Linked DNA regions of Homo sapiens: region 2 is linked to region 1. The links are chromatin contacts, found by Hi-C or POLR2A ChIA-PET in ENCODE. All regions are on one chromosome and are shown on one strand. Each heading gives the region's core, a stretch centred on a gene start or an enhancer-like site at or near the end of the contact. The rest is flanking DNA. Distances are from core to core; before and after follow the strand shown. Region 1 holds the start of PIGY (phosphatidylinositol glycan anchor biosynthesis class Y). Region 2 has its middle 11 kb from the start of SPARCL1.

What was found. Hi-C counts contacts between places; a loop is a spot of excess contacts on that map. ChIA-PET counts read pairs that join two places held with the same protein, here RNA polymerase II (POLR2A). Pooled maps may share reads with other maps.
Region 2: a loop to region 1 is called in a map of sigmoid colon, with 4 times the contacts of the local background. The contact joins the enhancer-like site here to the promoter of PIGY in region 1. A Hi-C loop is called at or near these places in 1 of 168 maps with a recorded cell type or tissue (sigmoid colon) and 6 of 50 pooled maps. POLR2A ChIA-PET finds 5 or more read pairs at or near these places in 1 of 52 experiments (HEK293T).

What each region holds. Positions count from the first base shown.
Region 1 is chr4:88,520,405-88,526,293 of GRCh38, forward strand. PIGY (phosphatidylinositol glycan anchor biosynthesis class Y) reads right to left here and starts at 3,372. Exons shown (of 2, transcript NM_001042616.3): 1 at 3,094-3,372; 2 at 594-1,625. The coding sequence starts at 1,385. The coding sequence ends at 1,170. PYURF (PIGY upstream open reading frame) reads right to left here and starts at 3,372. Exons shown (of 2, transcript NM_032906.5): 1 at 3,094-3,372; 2 at 594-1,625. The coding sequence starts at 3,296. The coding sequence ends at 1,484. PIGY-DT (PIGY divergent transcript) reads left to right here and starts at 3,406. Exons shown (of 2, transcript NR_134663.1): 1 at 3,406-3,528; 2 at 4,361-4,587. It also overlaps a transcript of HERC3 not described here. RefSeq lists an enhancer at 2,670-2,729.
Region 2 is chr4:87,536,982-87,542,870 of GRCh38, forward strand. No RefSeq gene overlaps it. Among named protein-coding and RNA genes, the nearest start is that of SPARCL1, 11 kb to the left of the region's middle. Within about 2 kb of position 3,575, at least 6 of the 41 ENCODE cell types and tissues checked have a DNase peak (open chromatin) inside an H3K27ac peak, as active enhancers do.

The DNA of each region.
Region 1 (5,889 bases), core at 2,122-4,621:
GGTTAATTGAAAAGAACAACTCTTCAGGAAATACCTGGGAACCTGTAGTCTTTCAGGTTATCTGTATGTTGCCATAGGGTAATTTTAACATGTTGTTTGTACTACAGTATACCTTGAATTCAAAAGAAAACACATCTAACATGTTTTAATTTTTTGATGCAGAAGAATCACTGTTTAAGGTTTCTGTTAACATAAGATTCCAATAAAAATAAAGTTTGTATTCAGTTCTTAGGTTTCTTTGGGTTAACTACTGAAACACACTATATTTCAGAAGTATTGTACTATGCTTGATTAGTCTTGTTGAAAGTTCTAGAAAATCAGGGGCCATTAACGTGTCAATGCTCATGCCCTTAGTGGTGTTATTCGGCATCCTGGGAAAATAAACTGAAATGTGGCTCAAATATGGCTCTAAGCTCAACAGGGTACAATCCACTACTTGCAAGTCTTCCCACCCCTCACTTTCCCAGGAAATGATTCTGTTTTGGGTATTAAGTACCTCTCTAAACACAACTACATTTAGTGCAGTTTTACAACTTCCCTTAGTATCATTAACACTTCTGTGACCAAACAAACAAACGACTACTGCAAACTGGTTTATTTTTTATAGGAAAGTGTCAACATGTTTATTGCTAATATAAGCATTTAATGTCAAAGAAATGAAGGTAATTTTACAAACTCAGTTTTTGTAAGTACATGAAGTTTCTATTTGATTATGTGGTTTTATATCACATTCGTTCAAATGCATTTCTCTCCCTTAGAGGGACTATTCCAACATCACTCCTTTGGAATTATTTCAGTCATCCTTAACATGTGACTTTACCAAAGACCTTGAAGCTAAACAAACAAGCAAAACAAAATTTCAATGACTCTTAGATGAATGGAATAAGAAATAGTCATCACATGTCAATTAGGGATGTTCATCTCCAACCAAGACACTGTCAAAATGTTTCTTCTGATACAGCAGTTATAAGTCAGAGCCTTCAAAAAACAAGGGCAGAACAAGAGTACAATAAAAGAAGCATCTGCAACTTAAGCCTCCCACAGTCCTAAGCCTGATATGCGCAAAGCAAAGCCTCTTTCCCGCAAACTAAATTCCATCCATTTGAGCTTTCAGAGATCGATGCCCAAGAGCTATCATTAATATATACAGCATATTGACTCTAGTTGCATCAATTATGCCTGAAGAGTTTAATACCCATCCAAGTCCAAAGGTGGAAGAATACATACACTGGTATGGTAATAGGCAAGAGCAGGCTGTAAAAGCAAAGGCTGGCTGTGCTAGTGCAGCCCTGTGGGAAGTTTTCTTCCACAGAGGCTGAGTAGAACAGTCCTGCTAAAGAAACCAGTGGAATAAGAACAGTCAACGTAGGAAGAGACAGAAACATTCTTCTCTTCCACTTATTACCTGCCACTGTGTTTTAAAAGGTATATGGTATTAAGAAAAGTTGGCTGTTGCGTTTTTTTAATTTTTTTAAATTATGAACTAGCGCTGCTCCACTTCTTCTTGCTTCTTACTTTGACGTGTCATCCTAGCTGCCTGTGGTATCATATTAGGGATCCCATCAATGATTGGATAAGCTATTCCCAACTCTTCATTAATCAATTCGTTTGTTGATGCTTCATATCTGAGGTGGAAAAAAAAAGAACAAAATGAGTTGTGGGAAAATAAAATGCTTGAAGAGCCTGATTTTCAACAAATACCACCATTTATCCAATTTTTGGTACGGAGTTAATCCCAGAATAGTCTTCTTTAATTCTAAAAGCAACAATAGCCAATTCAACCTTTTATCTTAGAAAAATTCTCTTACAATCTATAATTATTCCCATTTTAGTAGTTTCTCTCATATTCTCTTTTTCACCTTATTCACAAGTTATTCCTTAATTTTTTTTCATACTAGTCAGAAAAGATCCCCCTCTCTTATCCAAATATTCCTTCATTACTTTGGTCAACCCCCAAACCATCCCTGTTAATTTACTACTGGAATAAACACTAGAGAAAAATCAACTTCTTCATTTTAGAATAAATGCTAAGTAGAGAAACTTAACTAATCCATTAGAAGGAAATCACTGGAAAAGGTGAGAGGGCAGAAATGAAGAAACTTTCGAAAGCACTAAGTCTGCAGTGAGCTAGTTATAAACGTAAATCAAATGATAATTTCAAGGTTCGAGAAAATTGAATAATATGTTTATTACGGGAAAAAGAAATACGAAAAATTGCTAGCAATCTACCATTCAAAGATAACCACTGATAACATTTTGGTGTTTATGCGATTTGTAATACTAGCGTTAGTGTTGTCAATATTCAATTTTGGTAGCTTGGAAACTGTAGAGCTGTCTTCCCAAAAACTAGTTAAAGAGGCTTCTACGAAACCTGCTAGGCCACAACTAAGAGCCACTGGGCAGCAAACACAGCTGAATTGCTTAAGATTGTCAGGCACCAGTTGTACAAGACACTTTCACAAGAATCTGGAGGGTACAACAATACTTTTCATTATCTTGGCTTAAAAACCGGAAGGCTTCGGACTTGTCCTGAATCGCAGTGGTTCATAAACCTGGTGGTACATTAGAAATCATTTAGGGACCGTTTAAGAACACAGATAAGCTGGGCGTGGGGGCGGCGCCTGTCTCTCGACTCCTGAGGAGGCTGAGGCGGGAGTTCTAGGCCAGTCTGGGCAACGTAGGGGGCACCCTGTCTCTTAAAAGGAAAAAAAAAAAGGAAAAGAAAATACAAATGTTCAGGTCCCATCCCGCGAGCATTCCAAGTCTGCCCGTCTTGGGGGCTGTCGGGGAATCGGCATTTTTAAAACGGTCCCCGGGTGATTGCAATGCGCAGCCGGTCGCGAACCCTAAAACGCTTCGAGCCATTCCCGCAGGCTGGCGTTGCGTTCTGGGAGATGTGGGACGCAGCTCCCCTGGCCTCCGGTCTCCCCCGTCCTGCCCGCTGTGCGCCCGGCGAGGACAGAGTCCAGAATGTGGCAGCGGAGAGTACCTGACCGACCTACAAGGCCCCAGTGGCTGCAAGAGGCCGCGGTCCACCGCTCCCTTTCCGCCCACCGGGAGGCTGCAAAGGAAGGGCCAAGGCCAGCGAGTTACCTGAGCGGCTTCTTGGAGAGCGGGCACACCAGGAACTCCAGCAGCGCCGGATCGAAGTCGCGGGGCGGCTCCTCAGTCTTCTTGCCCCGGTCGGCCAAAGGCCGCGACCCCGACGCGTGCAGGCACCTACGGGCGACCGCGGACGGCGGCGCGCGCGTTCCCCGCAGCGCTGAGGCGAGCCTGCAGCGTGCTCCACTCAGCATGGTCTGGCAGCCGGAGACCAGGCCTCACCGCAGCCTCGCCACCCGTGGCCGAGCTCCCGGCTTCCCGTTCGTCCAGGCCAGCCGGGCAGGCCCCGCCCCCTGGTCCTCCAGGAAACGCTGCCGAGGAGTAGGCGGGGCGGGCGCTTTGGTTCCGAGGGTGCTTCTGCTCCGACTGCTTTTCCCACGGGCGTCATCTATAGTCCGGAGGACAGCCCCAGGGCAGAGGCCTCTGGTGAGTGCCCCGCCGCCTTACCAGACTACAAACTAAACCAGTGTTTAAGTCAAGGTGTCTGGGTTTTCACCGGGGCCTGTCCAAGGATGCTAGGAAGCCAGTGGCCAGGCCTCAGAGTTGTAGGGAGTTAGGCTTGGACCTACGTGGTTACCTCCAAGTGAAGTTTCAAACACACTGTTATGTATTGTACCGAATGTATTGTCATGGATGTATTGAAAGCGCTCATTTGTTTCATGTACATCTTTACTATACCATTAGTTTCTGTAACCTTGTTTGGCTTTTTTCTCTCTCATTAAAAAAAGTGAGAACCTGGAAGGAAGGGCCTAGGCCTCTGACCCTCCAAAATATATAAATTCTTCCTGCCTGAGACCCAGTCATTGTGAAGTATTTGCGTAATAAAGCACAGCTAATTTACTTCTATAAATGAGCTTGGAGGCCGCAAGGGGCCTAAATAGCTGTGTAACAGGCAGATGTGATCTGCCTGTTAAAGATCCATTCAATGAGTGGGTGATCCATTCAGTGAATTTGTATCCCAGGTTTGCTTCCCACTCTCCAAGAAAGTGACCATGTTAGATCTCTTTCTTACAGTGTAGTAGATGGGAACTTGGGCTCTGGGGCCTGACAGCTTGGTTCCCTGTCCACAATTAGTAGCTGGATGACTTTGGCAAATGACTTAACTGCTCATTTTCCTTATCTGTATAAGACTAATAATTGTACCTACCTTGTAGGTAGGGCATAAATGTGATTGTGCATTCGAAGAACATTTAGAAAAGTGCCTGGCACAAATTAATGCTCCATTAATGTTGTCTATTTTTATTTTTAGTTCATCTAGTTTTTCCATGTCCGAAGACTCAAAGATTCTCATTAGTCATCCATTTTTTCCCTCCGTTCTGCTGAATATCAACCTGAACTTTTTTTTTGCATCACTGGGCATTATCATTTCACACTTTGAGTTCCTGGAGCTGGAAGTACAGAATCCAAAAATATGTTTATATTTTCAAATTTCTCTTCCACTCCAATGTAAAAATAAACTGACAAATGTTTATATGTTCATCCTAATTTTTTGTTTGTTTTTTGGGCCATCCTGTTTTTTTTAAAAAAAACAGTTTATTTTTTGATGTTCTTTGTTCACTAATGCTCAGAAGATTTTCTAAGGTTAATGTAGTTTATAGGATACCAAAAAGGAAACACTTCTACTGGATAGATATTTAAGAGATAATGAAAGTCTCTGGTTGCCTCACCTTCCTTCCCTCACAAAGCAATCTTTCACAGTCATAACTTTCCGTTATTAGAGTTACTAACGGACTAGAGAATAGGGCAGTTATCGGGACATACCCTCAAGGGAAACTACTGTAAAGTTCCTATGTCACCTTCACACTATTTCCGACTAGGGCAGTAGCAGGAATTAATTTTTCAGTTGAAGTCAGTTGATACTTTGGGCTCAAGGGAAGGGGTGAGCTGTAGGAAAGATAAGTTTCTGCTTAAGGAGAAACAGCGCTTGACTTCTGCAAGCGCTGAGTGGGCCCAACCCTTGGCGCTTGTTGGGTAGGGGAAGGCACCCATGCTTAAGCCTCAGCTAGCTTGGCTGACAGATCTCTATCAACTGGGTTTTCTAACCAGTTATAAATAAATTAGTTTCAGTTTGCCTCCACATAGAGGGTTTGAGGCAGTTCAGTTTACTTTATTTAGGGGAAGAATAGAGAGTAACAGCAAAGTATTGAAAACATCCTCAAATTTATAACACCAGAAATCAACAACCAATATTTAAGGAACATATGAATGTATGACTATCACCATGTGTGTATTAAGTTGCAACATATCAAAGCAATATGTCCCTAAATAGCCCTTAGTAATGAAGAAATACAATTCATTTCTGCCTGTAGTATACTAAGCTAAATGTAGATGATAGGATAGGATCATGGGACTGGAACTGGTCTTTTAAAAGTTAGTCCCTTTTCACTATTCACATGACTGACCTTTCGTGTCACATAGGCCTGTGCACAATAACCTGATGGTTTCTGGGCTCAGATACAATATAGCTGTGTGATCTTGGAGAAGCTACTTAAGTTCTCACCCTCAACCTTCTCACTTGTGAAATACAATAATAATAGTATGTAACTTACAGTGTTTGAACAGACTAAATAAAACAATTCAAGTAAAACAGCACAGGGGCTAACACATTTAAAGAATGTTTAGCAATAAAATTATTTATTATGGTGAAACTAGTAAACATTCTGATGGAAAGGGAAAGCACAAGGTACTTCTGGGACACTCTTTTTAACTGAAATGGAATTTTTCTAATTTCCAATATGGATACTATTGAAACACAATTCTTGGATTATCACACACATGAAGTTAGAA
Region 2 (5,889 bases), core at 2,325-4,824, 980 kb before region 1:
TCTGGCTCCTGCTGAGAAGGTTGACTGAATCCATGGGTCACACTCACATACCTAATCTCTATAACAAAAGGCTGTTTAGCCAGATTCTTGGTGTTCTCCCCAGAGCATGCTTTCTCGCCATTTGCATTCTGGATAGGCTGAGAATTTCCAAAGTCATCAAGTTCTATGTTGCTTAATAGTTTCTTCCTCCAATTATCTCTTTCCTCTCATTTTCTACTATAAACAGCAAGAGAAAACCAGGCCACATTTTCCACACTGTGTTTGGAAATCTCATCAGTTCAATATCCAAGTTCATCACTTATGAGTTCTGCTTTCCACCCAACAGTAGAACATAATTCAGTCAAGTTCCTGCCATTTTATAACAAGAATCGCCTTCCCGACAGTGTCAAATAACATGTTCTTCATTTCCTCTGAGTCCTCACCAGAAGCACCTTAACATTTATATTTCTACCAACATTCTGTTTGTGACAATATACATGTTCTCTAAGATGATAGACGATTTATCTACAGTTCTCCTTACTTCTTTCTGAGCCCTTCCTGGAATCTCCTCTAACGTCCACATTTCTACCAACAATCTTTTCAAGGCAATCTAGGATCTTTGAAACCATGTGTCTAGGCTGGGAGTGGTAGCTCATGCCTATAATCCCAGCATATGGGAAGCTGAGATGGGTGGATCATTTGAGCTCAGGAGTTCGAGACCAGCCTGGCCAACATGGTGAAAACCCATCTCTATTAAAAATATGAAAATTAGCCTGGCACAGTGGCATGTACCTGTAATCCCAGCTACCTGGGAGGCTGAGGCATGAGAATCGCTTGAACCTGGGAGGCGGAGGTTGCAGGGAGCCAAGATTGCACCGCTGAACTCCAGCATGGGTGACAGAGCAAGACTCAGTCTCAAAAAAATGAAAAAAAAAAAAAAAGTGTCTAAAAATTCTTCCCACTACCACCACTATCCAATTCCAAATCCACTTCAACATTTTTAGGAATTTGTTATGGCGGTATCCCATTCTCAGTACCAAAATCTGTATTGGTTTCCAAGGGCTGCCATCACAACTTACCATAAACTGTTTGGCTTAAGACAATAGAACTTTATTTTCTCAAAGTTTTGGGGGCCAAAACTCTAAAATCAAGGAAGCAGGGCCATACTCTCTCCAAACTCTGTAGGGAAAAATCCAAAAGAATCTAGCCTGATGGTATTTGCTGTGAACATGGACTGCCAGGTTTATTGCCAGAGTGCTAGACATGTGCGTCTGAGTTCCAGGCCCAAAGAGTTATGTATATCCATTACTTTGATTCAGAATTGGTACATTCTAAATTGAAGGACATTTGGAGTTGAAGTTCACTGCCTGTTGTTTTCTTAACCCTTTAATCCTTCATGCTACCTCCCTATCAGGTGCTAGGCTATCATAAGACATAAAAAAGGCCTGGAGGGTTTTGCTAATCACTGATGCCACTGAATACTACCAGAAATAAGTTCTATTCCTCAAGCTAAATTACACCAATCAAGCCCTGTAAGGAAGGAAAGTGTATTTAAAATCCTTGCTGTCACTGGAGGAAGTATAGCAGAAAATTGATGAGTCAGAAAGACCTGAATTCAAGTTCCAGCTCTGATGCTTCCTAGCTGTGTGATGTTGGGCAAGTTACTTAACCTCTCTCTCTGTGTCTCATTATCCTTATGTGTCCAATAAGGATGATAATAAAACCTGTCTAATAGGGTAGCTGCGAGGAAAAGAGATGATGTTTGCATAGTGCTTTGCCCAATTCATGACTAGACTGGGGTTCAATATATGATAATAATGGCGATGATGATGAAGGCCAATAAGAAAGCTGAATATTCACTCTGATGGTAGTTTCTTTTGCTGTGCAGAAGCTCTTTAGTTTAATTAGATCCCATTTGTCAATTTTGGCTTTTGTTGCCATTGCTTTTGGTGTTTTAGACATGAAGTCCTTGCCCATGCCTATGTCCTGAATGGTAATGCCTAGGTTTTCTTCTAGGGTTTTTATGGTTTTAGGTTTAACGTTTAAGTCTTTAATCCATCTTGAATTAATTTTTGTGTAAGGTGTAAGGAAGGGATCCAGTTTCAGCTTTCTACATATGGCTAGCCAGTTTTCCCAGCACCATTTATTAAATAGGGAATCCTTTCCCCATTGCTTGTTTTTCTCAACAGGCAACCTACAAAATGGGAGAAAATTTTCGCCACCTACTCATCTGACAAAGGGCTAATATCCAGAATCTACAATGAACTCAAACAAATTTACAAGAAAAAAAACAAACAACCCCATCAAAAAGTGGGTGAAGGACATGAACAGACACTTCTCAAAAGAAGATATTTATGCAGCCAAAAAACACATGAAAAAATGCTCACCATCACTGGCCATCAGAGAAATGCAAATCAAAACCACAATGAGATACCATCTCACACCAGTTAGAATGGCAATCATTAAAAAGTCAGGAAACAACAGGTGCTGGAGAGGATGTGGAGAAATAGGAACAATTTTACACTGTTGGTGGGACTGTAAACTAGTTCAACCCTTGTGGAAGTCAGTGTGGTGATTTCTCAGGGATCTAGAACTAGAAATACCATTTGACCCAGCCATCCCATTACTGGGTATATACCCAAAGGACTATAAATCATGCTGCTATAAAGACACATGCACACGTATGTTTATTGTGGCATTATTCACAATAGCAAAGACTTGGAACCAACCCAAATGTCCAACAATGATAGACTGGATTAAGAAAATGTGGCACATATACACCATGGAATACTAGCAGCCATAAAAAATGATGAGTTCATGTCCTTTATAGGGACGTGGATGAAATTGGAAATCATCATTCTCAGTAAACTATCGCAAGAACAAAAAACCAAACACCGCATATTCTCACTCATAGGTGGGAACTGAACAATGAGAACATATGGACACAGGAAGGGGAAGAGCACACTCTGGGGACTGTTGTGGGGTGCGGGGAGGGGGGAGGGATAGCACTGGGAGATATACCTAATGCTAAATGACGAGTTAATGGCTGCAGCACACCAGCATGGCACATGTATGCATATGTAACTAACCTGCACATCGTGCACATGTACCCTAAAACTTAAAGCATAATAATAATAAAATAAAAAAAAGAAAGAAAGCTGAATATTGTTGAAGATTGTGTCAAGGAACCTCTGTAATAGGATATAGAACGCCTCCTCTTTTCACATGAACTGCTAATACTATATGTGAAGAATGACGATTTTTAGGCAGAGGGGTGAAACATATCCCTTTAGTCAAGCTATGCAAACACAGCAGCTGCTCACATAAATTCCTTGAGTTTTATGCCGTTGTCTTTTCTCAGACAGAGCCCTCATTGAGTTTGGGAGAATTTGGGTTGGCTGGGTAATAACCGCATGAGCTATGTAGCTACTCTTTCATTCTGACCTCACCTTGGGATAGACACAGAACCCAATGTATCAAATCGCCTGGTGTACAGATCTCTTGTCCAAGTGAGGTGCAGCTGAACTTTATATTTCTGTGCATTTGACTTGCAGGCTGCGTCTTATTCACCAAGACAGAAGTTTATACTTGGGCCTTCTCATGGGTGAGGTCACTTTGCTGTTATTAGCCAAACGCCGCTCTTCTCCAAATGTCTGATGTTTTCTTGGCTGTAGTGTTCAGTTCCCAGAGCAAGATGTTTTAGACTAAGAAGTACTGCTTGTGCAATGACGCAAAGCCTATTCTGGAAATTTGCTCCAATGGTTGTGTTTTCTTGTTGGTTTTGAGCAACGGTATTTGTATTTTTGTTGATATTTCCCTTGTGAAGGAGCAATGGGTTTGTTAGATTTTGCGTGGTCTGATTGTACAACGTCAGGGATGCAGCTGAGGCTTTGTCTCTAGCAAATGTTAGGCGAGCCAAATTCGGACTGTTTAGAGTCTACATTGGCATTAACTGGCTGGCAACTTGAAATGAGACAAAAATGAATGATTTGCACAATGCCTGTCCTCGCTAGCTCAGTATTTCTTAAAAATTTCTTTTCATTGTCACTCCCCCAAGGAGCTTTTTGAACATTTTTTTCCTGAATGTCTCCTCCCACCATGAAATTTTAATACTCCAGATACACCGTATATCTATTTATATAATATTATCTGTATCTGTGTTTTATATATAAAAGAATAGAATTCTAGCTACCCCTGAACCAATTTTGCCCTTTTACTAATGATCCTCACCAATTGACTGAAACACATCTCATGCCTGAAAAAAACACAATTTACTATGGGGTAATTCATTGGCAATTACAATTTATAGCTGGAGAAACTGAGTCATGAATGATTTTCTAAGAACTTGATATAATATTTATAACAGCATTCATTACTCTACAAACATTTATAAAAGAACACAGAAGAATAACTTTTTGAATACATTACAGTTACTTTTCGGAGGAAATGCAGTAAAAATCTTTATAATTATAAGCTTTTTGTCCATGTTGTTAGCGCTTCTCATGTTGTGTGCTAAAGTTGGTTGAGATCTGTAAAAGCACAGGACAAATATTTCCTGCACATGCCCTTTTTCATTCCTATGCTCTAATCCCTGATGAAAGCCCCAATCACTTCACGTCTGACTGTTTTCCCTACCTCTGGACTCACATTCACAAATGCAAATTGCCCTCAAGGGCCAGGGAGGCCACAGAAATTAACGAAGGGGGCCCGAAGTAAGAAAACGACACTCTCCCAACACAGGCAGGGATGACTGGCAGCTGACACATGGCCTTTGTGTTAGGAAGACAAGAGGGGGTGCATGGGACTTGGGAAATGGAAAATATGTAGTCCATCTGAAGGTGGCAGCTGCTACTCAATTCTTGTAGCTTTATTGTCACAGGGAAATGGCAGCCCAACATTGTCTGATCATTTTACTGTTTTAGAGAGAAACCAGAAATCTAACATTTTATGGGATTATTAAATATTGACCAATAGTCTTTGTGCCAAATAAAACGGGTCTGTGAGCTGGGCTGGGCCACTGAACACTAAGCTTTGAGCACAGTTCCAGAGACTTCCTTCTCTTTCCAACCCAATCTATCTTAAACACTATTTTAAACAATTTCACCCTCTCAAAGTGTAATTCACATCATGTTCCTCTCCTGCTTAAAAGTTTTCAATAGCTTCCCACTGCCTACCAAGTCAATTCTAAACTCGTGAGCCAGGCATTTTAAAGCCATCTGCCACTTTATGTAATATCTTCCCTTCACTTATGTGAACATCAACTTTTTCTCCTTTCCTTGACTTACTTTGTAATTTTCTGCCTCACTCCTTTGACTAAGGTGGCTTCTTCTGCCTGAAACCTTCATGTTTAAATCTTACCAATCTTTCAAAGTCGAACTTTAGATGTCTCCTTTCCAAGAATCCTTCTTTGCTATATCTGATAAGAGGTTATTCTTTCTCTGAACTTCAATAACGTATTATTTTTGATAAAGTGTTTGGAACACTCTGCTCAGAGCAAGTGCGATAGGACGAGTTGGCTCGGAAGGAGTGGCTCATCACCCTCATTTGCCCTTCACTTCCCATCTCTGGCTCTGTCCTGTGTCATAGGGGAATAGCATATTCATTTAATTTTTTCTCTGGCATTTTTCACTTTTCATTGTGTAATACAGAGTCCTCTATCCCTTACTAGGTAATATTTTCAAACAGGGATTCTTTCTTTCTTTCTTTCTTTCTTTCTTTTCTTTCTTTCTTTCTTTCTTTCTTTCTTTCTTTCTTTCTTTCTTTCTTTCTTCTTTCTTTCTTTCTCTTCTTTCTTTCTTTCTCTTCTTTCTTTCTTTCTTTCTTTCTTTTTCTTTCTTTCCTTCCTTCCTTCTTTCTTTTTTCTTTCTTTCTTTCCTTTCTTTTCTTTCCTTCCTTCCTTCTTTCCTCCCT